Regions from separate parts of the Mus musculus genome. Here region 2 is linked to region 1. Evidence: chromatin loops called from intact Hi-C (ENCODE). Cell type or tissue: heart. All regions are shown on one strand. Region 1 holds the start of Pex12 (peroxisomal biogenesis factor 12). Region 2 holds the start of Heatr6 (HEAT repeat containing 6).

What was found. Peaks named below come from ENCODE experiments on the same cell type or tissue, not always from the same donor. Only the 100,000 strongest peaks of a DNase experiment are listed, where the experiment ranks them.
Region 2: it touches region 1 in a loop (3-fold over the local background); 1 of 42 quality-filtered maps calls a loop at or near these places.

Annotation. Positions count from the first base shown.
Region 1 is chr11:83,296,878-83,301,877 of GRCm38, forward strand. Pex12 (peroxisomal biogenesis factor 12) reads right to left here and starts at 2,100. Exons shown (of 4, transcript NM_001364762.1): 1 at 1,835-2,100; 2 at 1,439-1,676; 3 at 611-1,164. The coding sequence starts at 1,564. It also overlaps a transcript of Ap2b1 not described here. In heart, CTCF peaks have their summits at 2,091 and 4,760 (motif pointing right); DNase peaks (open chromatin) are centred at 1,514 and 2,114; H3K4me3 peaks cover 2,269 bases; H3K27ac peaks cover 1,993 bases.
Region 2 is chr11:83,750,715-83,755,714 of GRCm38, forward strand. It overlaps Wfdc21 (WAP four-disulfide core domain 21), which reads left to right. Exons shown (of 3, transcript NM_183249.2): 3 at 1,780-1,932. Heatr6 (HEAT repeat containing 6) reads left to right here and starts at 2,923. Exons shown (of 20, transcript NM_145432.3): 1 at 2,923-3,227; 2 at 4,996-5,000. The coding sequence starts at 3,009. In heart, no CTCF peak of the experiment used is centred here; a DNase peak (open chromatin) is centred at 3,017; H3K4me3 peaks cover 1,609 bases; H3K27ac peaks cover 1,262 bases; H3K27me3 peaks cover 1,300 bases.

The DNA.
Region 1 (5,000 bases):
AACTCAGAAATCCGCCTGCCTCTGCCTCCCAAGTGCTGGGATTAAAGGTGTGTGCCACCACTGCCCGGCCCCCAAGCTGTTTTTAACAACAGAAACTTAGGTTTTGATTTGAGAAAGGCATCAGATACTTAACTTTAGAGAATTTTTAAATGGAAGATAGATAATCCATCCAGAAGAAGCAGTTTACCTAAAAAGTAACTTATCAACACTGGGATGCATACATGTTGAACTTGTGAGAGAATTAACACTCCACAAAGGTAATGTTGCATCCTTGGTAAGAAGTCTTTAGAATTAATTATATCGCTTTGCCTTGAATCTTTGCTCTGCCATCTTCTGGCTAGTGGTTCCCTCAACTGTTAAATGAAGCCACTGCATTTAATTCAGGTTGTGATGAGGCATAAGATAACACAAAGCAAATACCACGCATGGGGCTCTTACATACACCAAGCATGCACAAAGGTGTGCCTATTATGAGAGAGGTCACCAGGATGGTGGCCCATGCTTTATGGATGTGAGGAATAACTTCTGTGACTTAATAGCTAGGGTAGACCGGATGATTGGTACAAATTTTCAAATTTTGTTAATAAAGGGGTTTTAGGAATGGCCTTACCTTCTGACGGGCTCCTGCATTGCACTGGCTTCAACCAGTCTCTGTTTGATAGCTTGCATGTCCTGAGCTGTCAGTCGAGCTAACCGAACTCCAGCCAGTTTCAGCAGGGGAGAGTGATGCTCAGCTTTCCCCAAGATGTAACGCAGTTGTTGTGTAAGAAACCAGCCTTCCCAGGCCATGTTAACAAAAGGGTAGGCCGCCAGAAAGGCTCTGTAGAATCGTTTCCAGCGAGAAGAAGGGGGGTGAATAGAGTATTCGTCTTCTTCTCTCAAGCTAGAAGCCAGCTTCTCTAGCTTCACTTTCAGATAGGGAAGAAGGACAAGGAACATGGCAGATTTCCAGAGGTGTTCCTTGGGAAGACCAGCACTGGCCGGTCTCTGAAGATGCGGCGAGCTCCCTGCCACAATCCGCTTTAAGCCATAAAAGTGTTCAGAAAATGAGGCACTAGTTCTAGAAAGATAATGCTGCTGGAGCAGGAAGTCTAGCAGAGTGAAGATTTCATCAAACCACCGCCAGAGGAAGCCATAGTGCGCAGGATTTGATTCTGCAAGAACCTGATGCAAAAACATTTTATTACAGTCTTCAGTTTGTATTCACATCAGCCTTTTCCTTTTAAATTCAATACACCTGGCTTAAGTAATTGGCTTTTGGGGTATAGTCTGAGTTCCTGAGGTCATAGGAATGGAGTACAGAGCTCTTTGAATGGATGCCCATTAAGTCCTGGATACAAATGACACATGGCGATCATTGCAAACTTAGGGTTACTAGTAAAATGTTTGGAGTTTTATCCAGTCGTCCCTGAAACGATTCAGAGAAGTAATACCTTACCTTGACCACATGCTGAAGAGCGGGTCTCACTGCTGTCATTAAACTGTCCTGTGCTACCACCTCAAAGATGGATGGCTGGTCGTCCGCCACTGAAGCAGTTGTGATGTGAGCCCCATACTCAGCCATTGTGTCTTGTGTGAACTGGGATTCACTTTTCCCACGAACACTCTAGTGAGCATGAACTTGTTTTTGTATCAAACGGGTGCTGAGTCTTAGTCCTTCTGCATGGCACCTGAAACTAAAAATTGAATTTTACAGGAGTGAAAAATCAACGGGGGTGGGTGGGGGGAGCTTATATGGAGGCGGAGGAGAGGGAGTCTCAAAGTAAGGACTGTTAACTCCGGAGCTGGGGACGTGGCACGTGGGGTCTGGGGAATGACTTGTCAAATGCTGCACCTCACAGGGCAGAGCGTGACTCGGAGGCGGGGAGTGGGCCAAGAAACGTGTCGCTCGAACCGCAGTCCGGGAGCTGCGAGGCCCGGCTCCGGCGGCTGCCTGAGAAGCGCCCGTCCTTGCTTGCTGACCTCGGGCACGGAGCAGAGGACCCGTGACGCCACCTGCGAAAGGAGGTCTCGGCTTTGTGACCGAAACCGTACCCGGAAACAGAAGCTCCGAGGACCTCCACACGGCGGGCGGAAGACAGGCGCTCTAGCATCGAATGTAGCCCTGAGCCGGAACTCGGGAACTCTATGACCAACTGGGACTTCCGTTTCCGCCCCCCTGACGACGAGGCGACGGGTTAGTGCAGTGAGTGCATTCTGTTCCTGGTTAGCTCTGAGCGAAGCTTCCTGGAGGGCGGTACTCGAGCCTCTGTGCCGAGCTGGGGTCCCTGCCTGACGCCGGTTGCCATGGGAGATCAAGCCAGGTCCTTTCTGCCAGGTGGTGCTTAGCTCAAAGTCGGCCACCTTCCCGAGTGTTAGTCAGTTATCAGCAAGTTTTACTAAAATGACAAAAGATTCATTCTTGCCTACCAGAATTTAGGACGGCTACTTTTTTACTTACTTACAGACAGCTTAACTTGTCATCCATGTGTAAAATTAAGTTATAGCTCTAGGCACATTCTGCTAGATGAAATTGATTCCTGCCCTCCAGCTCAGTAGGTATTAGCAGTATTAGCAGCGCAGGGATCGTTATGATTCTCGAACTGAATAGTAGCATTCAGCTCTAGAGGACCTTAGGGTATAAAAGTGGGCAATTGGTTTGTATAATGAGAACCTTATAAAGGGATTGGTTTTAGTTTCAATTTAAATTTTGAAGTTTTTTTATAGTTCTAAAGTATGATCCATACTTCACTAAAGTCACTGTCAGAAGTGCAATTGTTGAATTTCTAAAAAGTATTAAAGATTTTTGTTTTAAATAATGTTTGTTTCAGCTTAAAAGTTTTTTTGATTTTTGGTTTTTTTTTTCGAGACAGGGTTTCTCTGTGTAGCCCTTGGCTGATCTGGAACTCACTCTGTAGACCAGGCTGATCTCGAACTCAGAAATCCGCCTGCCTCTGCCTCCCGAGTGCTGGGATTAAAGGCATGCGCCACCAACGCCCGGCTTCAGCTTAAGAGTCTTAAGGTTTATGTACATATCCTTGGCTAGCATTCAAGTTGGCTTTCGTGCTCAGCCTTGAGTTTTAAGGACCCGAGAACTACATAAAGCATCTGGTAAATATCGCATGCTAACCAATGGGGTCTTAATTTTAAAAAGATTTTTAGGTTGTACTAGTATTTGCTGGCACATATATGTATGTGCCACATGCAGCCTGGTAACTGCAAAGGTCAAAAAAGTATGTTTGATTCTCTGGAACTGGAGTTACAGACCATGTGTGTGCTGGGAACCAAAGTCAGGTCCTCTGCGAGAGCAACCAGTGCTGTTAACCACTGAGCCATCTCTCCAGCCCACCAAGCCACCTCTCCAGCCCACTGAGCCACCTCTCCAGCCCACTGAGCCATCTCTCCAGCCCACTGAGCCACCTCTCCAGCCCACTGAGCCACCTCTCCAGCCCACTGAGCCATCTCTCCAGCCCACTGAGCATCTCTCTAGCTGTTTATGCTTTTAAGTGAATAGCAAAAACACACAGCTAAGAAATAGCTAAAACAGGTAGAAAATGAAACATTTGCATCAATTAAGGTTTTTAGTTGCAAAGAACAGAAGCAGGCTATTTTAAAACAAAAGGAACTTAAACTCTAGGTGGGAAGGCTGGAGAGATGATGGGCAGGTGAGAGCACTTGTTGCTCTTGCAGAGGGCCTGAGTTCAGTTTTCAGCACCCACATTCAGAGGCTCACAATTAACTGTAAGCCCAGCTCCAGGGATACAGTGCTCTCTCTGGTCTCCTGAGGTACCGACACATACTTGTACAGATGCAACGTTTAAATGGAGTAGCTCACAAAACAAGATAGCTCAAAAAGAACAGGACTATATAACTCCCTTAGCGTTCTCTCTAGCAGGAATTAGTAACGTTTCATCCAAGTAACCTTGTTACAGTGAACAAGTGTCAAGTGCTCATTGTGTCCACGGTCAGATTCTTCTGACAGAAGGTGCTGGCATATATATGTAACCCCAGCGCCTGAGGCAGTGGGCTACCTGGCAGTGAGGAAAGGGGGAAAGAGGTGAAAGGGGGAGGAAGGGGGAAAACACCCATTTGAGCAATCTTGGTTTAAAGTTGATCAATCATGGTTAGCCAGAGGGTCAAGATTTCCTGATTAATGGACCCACAAGACTACTCTATAAAAAGGAAACTGTATTCCATGAGAAAAGGAAAAAGTTAAAAATAGTATGTCCTGGTTGGTTATATAACTCAGTGGTAGGACGTGTGTGAAGCCCTAGGATCCTTTCCCAGTTCTGGAAAGAAAAATAGTGTCAGTTTTTATTTCAATTTGGTAATGTGCCAGTTTTTAGTTACCAAATAATGCATTAAAAACCCCAGTCTCAAATGTGTAGTCTAATAGAAGGCACATGATTAACCTTTCTATTAGAAGGCATTAAAGGCTAAGCCTGACCATCAGGTTTGGAGATCTTAAGTATATATTAAATGTAAGTTACATAGGAAATTATTTAATAGATGCTCAGTAAATAAATGTAATTGGGTTAAGTCATCTGTTTTGTTTTTCAAAGACAGTTTTCTGTGTAGCCCGGGCTGTCCAGGAATTCACATTGTAGACCAGGCTGGCCTTGAACTCACAAAGATCAACTTACCTCTGCCTCTTGATTGCTGAGGTTAAAGGCTTGTGCCACCACACCCAGTTGCCTTGAGTTTTTTGTTTTTAATATATAAAGATTTATTTTTTTTTTTTAATGTACACAAGTACACTGTAGCTGCCTTCAGACACCAGAAGAGGGCATCAGATCCCATTACAGATGGTTGTGACCCATCATGGGATTGCCTGGGAATTGAACTCAAGACCTCTGGAAGAGCAGCCAGTGCTCTTAAACACTGAGTCATCTCTCCAGTCCTACCATGAGTTTTTTAAGTTTCAAATCTGGCGGCTGGAGAGATGGTTCAGTGGTTAAGATCACTAGCTGCTCTTTCAAAGGACCTGGATTTTGTTACCAGCTCCCGCATAGCAGCTCACA
Region 2 (5,000 bases), 450 kb after region 1:
TTAGATACTTTTCTGATAGTTAAAACTGCAATGAGAACTTTGTCAGTCTCCATTGTGTCACCAATGAATTGCTTCTAGATAGTAACCAGACTTTCTACTACTCAAAGCACATTCCAAAAGGTTGTAAAACCATTAACCAAAGGTCATAAAAAGGGAACTAATGATTTATTATAGATGCTAGGACAGAAGATAAAATATTGACTGGATTTATCTATACAAAACATCACTAATAACTTAGTTATGTTTTTTTAACTCTCAAAGAACTTGTGGAACTTTAACAGGTGATGAATCTTTAGTGGGATAATTACTCCTAATGGATATGCATGTAAACACTCTCTGTTGTAAACTTCAATTTATGATTTGAATTTGTGTAAACTTATGATGAACTTTTTACCATCTGATCATATATTCTGAAAGATATATTAGTGCTAAGGACAAAAAAGAAAACGAAGAACTGGGCTGGGGAGAACTTTTTAGACAGAACACTTTTTAGACAGATCTGAACAGAACTTTTTAGAATAGAACTGAGGATAATTCTTTTAGTCAGGACACAAGAGAACTTTTTAGACAGAATTGAACTCAAGAAGAACTTAGAAGTAAAGGCATATCATTGGGAGAAAAGGCATTGAGAGTAAGAGCATTGCTGTGACATCAGAGCAGGAAGAGAGAGCAAAATGAGGAGAATGCAGAGTGGAATAACTTAAAAACTATAGGTAACATAAAAATCTAAGAGAGCAATGTGCAGAATGCAGAGGGAAAGAGGGGAAAAAAGAAGCTGCATAGAGCAGAAGGAGCAGGCAGGCTTCTCCTTACCATGGAACAGAACAGGTCTTTTCTGAATAGCAAGGCAGGCTTATTCTTATAAAGGAACAAAGCTTTCTTCTTACAAACTTGGGTTTAACTCATTTAGCATTAAAAGGCTAGAAGCGTTTTCTTTCCCTATGCAATAAAGATTGGAGCTCTTTTTCCATGTAGAATCAGTGAGTTCTTTCTGAAACCTGTGCTTGGTCTTTTGCTCCAAATGCATATGTAAGTATAGACATGTGTGTGTAAGTATGTAATTGTGAGAATGTATGCAAGTTGGACACAACTGGTTTTAATGGAAGTGTATAAATGCACATATGTGATTCTGTGTATGAATTTACGTAAGTTTATGCATATTTGCTTATATAAAAGTTTTTCCTTCTGCAAGCATTATTCTCTTCTGGTTCAATAGAAGTTTATTGTTCAATAGCCTGACAAGCAAGAGGCATCTGAACAAAAGGGAAAAGGTTCTAGCAATTAATCCTTTACTTAATCTCCTGCTGTTTTAGGATGAGGTGCTAAGTGCCAGAGACTGCAGTTTCTGGCCTCAGGAACATAGAAGGCAGGTCAGCTACAGTAGCACAGTAACTTGGACTTACATAAGTGAACTTTTAATTATTATACTACAACCCTAAATATCTCACAAGACAAAAGTCGTACCCTCCGCCAGTGATCTTCCCCCCTCTGCTACCTCAAGGAGAACCAACAAGAAAGAAGACCCCACCGGGGCTGGCCCCCAGCACCAAAGTGTTCATGTTCAGAGTATTTATCTATCCAGCCCACCTGTAGTGCTTTCTGGCTTTCTGATGGTGCTATGGATTTCCAGCATCAAGATCTAATGTTTCTCATTGCACTCTGGGCAGTAGCCAGGTACCCAAAACAGCAGGTCTCGTGTATAATTTTTATATCTATTTCTCCAACAAAGAATTTTCTCAAAGGCCATCTTCCCTGATTACTGTTCATTTCTTCCTATAGCTTCTACCTGGAAAAAAAAATGTGTCTGTTTGGAGCTCTGTGACCAAGAAAACAGTTGAAAATGGAGGCCATGTATGGAGATTACAAGCAGCACAGTGGAGTGGGACAAGGAGTTGTTTCTTTTAATAAATCATTAATGTAAAAGTCTCAACACTTCTTGAGTTATTTTCTTGGAGGTTGTTATGGTTTGAATATGACACGTCTCCCTGGTCCATAGTTGATTGTACTGTTTGGGAAGAAGGGGCCATGCTGGAGGAGATAGGTCAACGGGGTATTTTGTCCTGGGCTTGACATGTTTCTTGTTGTTTCCTGGTTGCTTTAGGTGAGAAGCCTCAACCAAATACCCCTGCTGTCACGATCATTCTCCTTTACTACAAAGCAGCAGATTCAGTCAAGCATAGCCTTAAACCACCTAAAATAGTGCACCAAAAAATTAATAATAATAATAATAATAATAATAATAAATCCTCCTTCCTTTAAACTGTTCCTCTCAGTTATCTAATCCTAATCGTGAAAAAGCTACTAATGTCAATACGTTAAGTTTTTGTCTTAGTCAGGGTTTCTATTCCTGCACAAACATCATGACCAAGAAGCAAGTCAGGGAGGAAAGGATTTATTCAGGTTACAATTTCCACATTGCTGTTGATCGCCAAAGGATGTCAGGACAGGAACTCAAGCAGGTCAGGAAGCAGGAGCTGATGCAGAGGACATGGAGGGATGTTACTTACTGGCTTGCTTCTTCTGGCTTGCTCAGCCTGCTCTCTTATAGAACCAAGACTACCAGCCCAGAGATGGTCCCACCCACAAGGGGCCCTTCTCCCTTGATCACTAATTGAGAAAATGCTCCACAGCTGGATCTCATGGAGGCACTTACTTCCCCAACTGAAGCTCCTTTCTCTGTGATAACTCCAGCTTGTGTCCTATCAGAACATCAAGAGTAGAAGGAAGCCATATAGCTCACTTTTCTGTCACTGCCATGTAGAAGAGTGCTCTCCAACTCCAGCCAGAATCTGAAACTCTAGCAACGTCAGCCCTGCCCAAGAGCAAACTTTCTGAGAGGGTAAGGGGTGGTGGGTGGCCTTATTTCTGCTGCCTTTTACCTATCCTAATCACAGAACGACTTGCAACCTACAGTTCAAATGATGGCTTTCCGGAACTGGAGCACACACCCAGGCCCTGCCCCAAGCGGTGCCCCGGAAGTATTTCCCAGGCTTTCTCACGGAGGAAAAATGGCGGCGGTGCAGGTCGCCGCCTCTCTTCCTTGTGGGCAGCCGCGAGAGGCCCCGCGGGAACTGTCGCCGGAGCAGGACGATGGGTTCCGCCGCTTGTCTGCCAGGCTCCGCGCGCTGCAGCCGGATGACAGCACCGTGTCCCGCATGGAGATTCACCTGCTCTTCGACCAGCTCATCTCCGAGAACTACAGCGAGGGCGGCGGCGTGGCCCCCGAGGTAGGCGGCGCGCCTCATCCTGCCCGGACAACGGCTGGTTCCTCCCTCCGGCCCCTCCGGCTCTCACCCACGTCCCGGATGACTTAGTTCCAGGCTGGCTTTCTCCCTCGGTCCGTGCCATATCTCTCTGCCCTCCATCTGAAAGCTTGCAAGCCAGCATCTTTTCAAAGGCTTCTGCTCTGACGCCCTCAGCTGCCATCCCTGGTGAGCGACTCCGGGAATGTCGGAGCGAGGGTAGTCTTAGTTGATTTCGCTGATGTACGCACTGAAGCTCACAAGAGATCCAGCGTCACGGTTTGGGCAAATGGCAGAGCTAGATTGGAACCTAAATTTGTCGTAAGGCCTGTATTTTCTGTTTTGTTTCGGCACTAGCTCTCGTTTGCTTCCACTTCTCCTGTCAGGATCATCTCATTCATACACATCCGCTCTTGTATATCACTGATTCCCAGAACCCCTGAGCCAGTCCTACCTGCGAGCATCTCAAACTTGATAGCTCGTATAGATGAATACATTGTCTCCCATACTCCTAATCCCCTATTCATTCTACCCTACCCCACCCCAAATACACACAAGGCATGCACACTGCTTCTTTTCTTTACCCTGGAGCCTGTTGGATTAAAATTCTTCAGTCTGTCTCAAACATGTTTCTCAGTTCACACTCTTCTCTCCCTAGTCTCTCACTGATCTTCCTCTATTCTAGCCCCATTCCAGACTATTCTTTGCCAGAGTCTGCTATTGGAAAAACAAAAACAAAAAACAAACAAAACGCATACAAGTGTACGCATAATCAGAGATTTTCTATGTATATTGGCAAATGGCAGAAGCAAGCGGCCAAACAGTAAGAGAAAAATATGGGGCTTAAGGATGTAAAGGGGAAAAGAATCCCGAGCAGCTCACCACGGATAAGGGAGCAGAGTGGAACTAAGTGAAATTAAGGGAGCTTTTTATTTATATACTTGGCTATTTTGCACAACAACAACAACAAAATGTGTGCCTTTCCATTCTTCTCTCCTTGTTCTCCTCTTGGGTTCAGTCACTTGGCACTTGGTGCCTCGGGTTCAGGCACCTGAGGACATTGCGCATCTCTGAGAGTTCCCCCACTCCATCCCCTCCCCTTGTTCTTTGATTACTTGTCTGTCTGGCAAAGTTCTATTTGTTCTTCAGATCTTCTTTGTTATCTTTCTGTCTCCCTCTCGAGGAGACAAGTTCTCTGTGGTTCAGGGAAGTGTTTGGTTCATCTTTGGAGTCAAAAAAAAAAAAAAAAAAAATACCTAGCCTACTGCCTGACACGTACTATATGCCCAGAGCCTTTCTGTTCATTAAGCATCTGTAGATGGTGTAATCTGTGGATAGCATCCTCTCCTCTCTCTCTCTCTCTCTTTCTCTCCCTCTCTCTCTCTCTCTCTCTCTCTCTCTCTCTCTGTGTGTGTGTGTGTGTAAGTGTTATTTCTGATTTGCCCAATAGCATTGCATGCTTGGCTCATTTGGTATTTTTAGCTGTAGCTGTAGCATGTGCGTTTCTGTGTTGGCATTTATTTAATAGCACTGTATGGTAAAAAGCGCTTTTCCTTTCCTTTAGTCCTAACAAATTTTTGTTAACTTCATTCCTCCAGCCCCCACTTTCTGCCTCATCTTTGACTCGGATATTTTTTTTTTTCTCATTGAGTGTGGAACAGTCAGTGAGCTTTTCCGTTTGACTATGGGATTTGGGGATGTTCACTTGGCTAACAGGTGCATTTATCTTTGTTTTCCTTTTTTTTTTTAATAGGATGT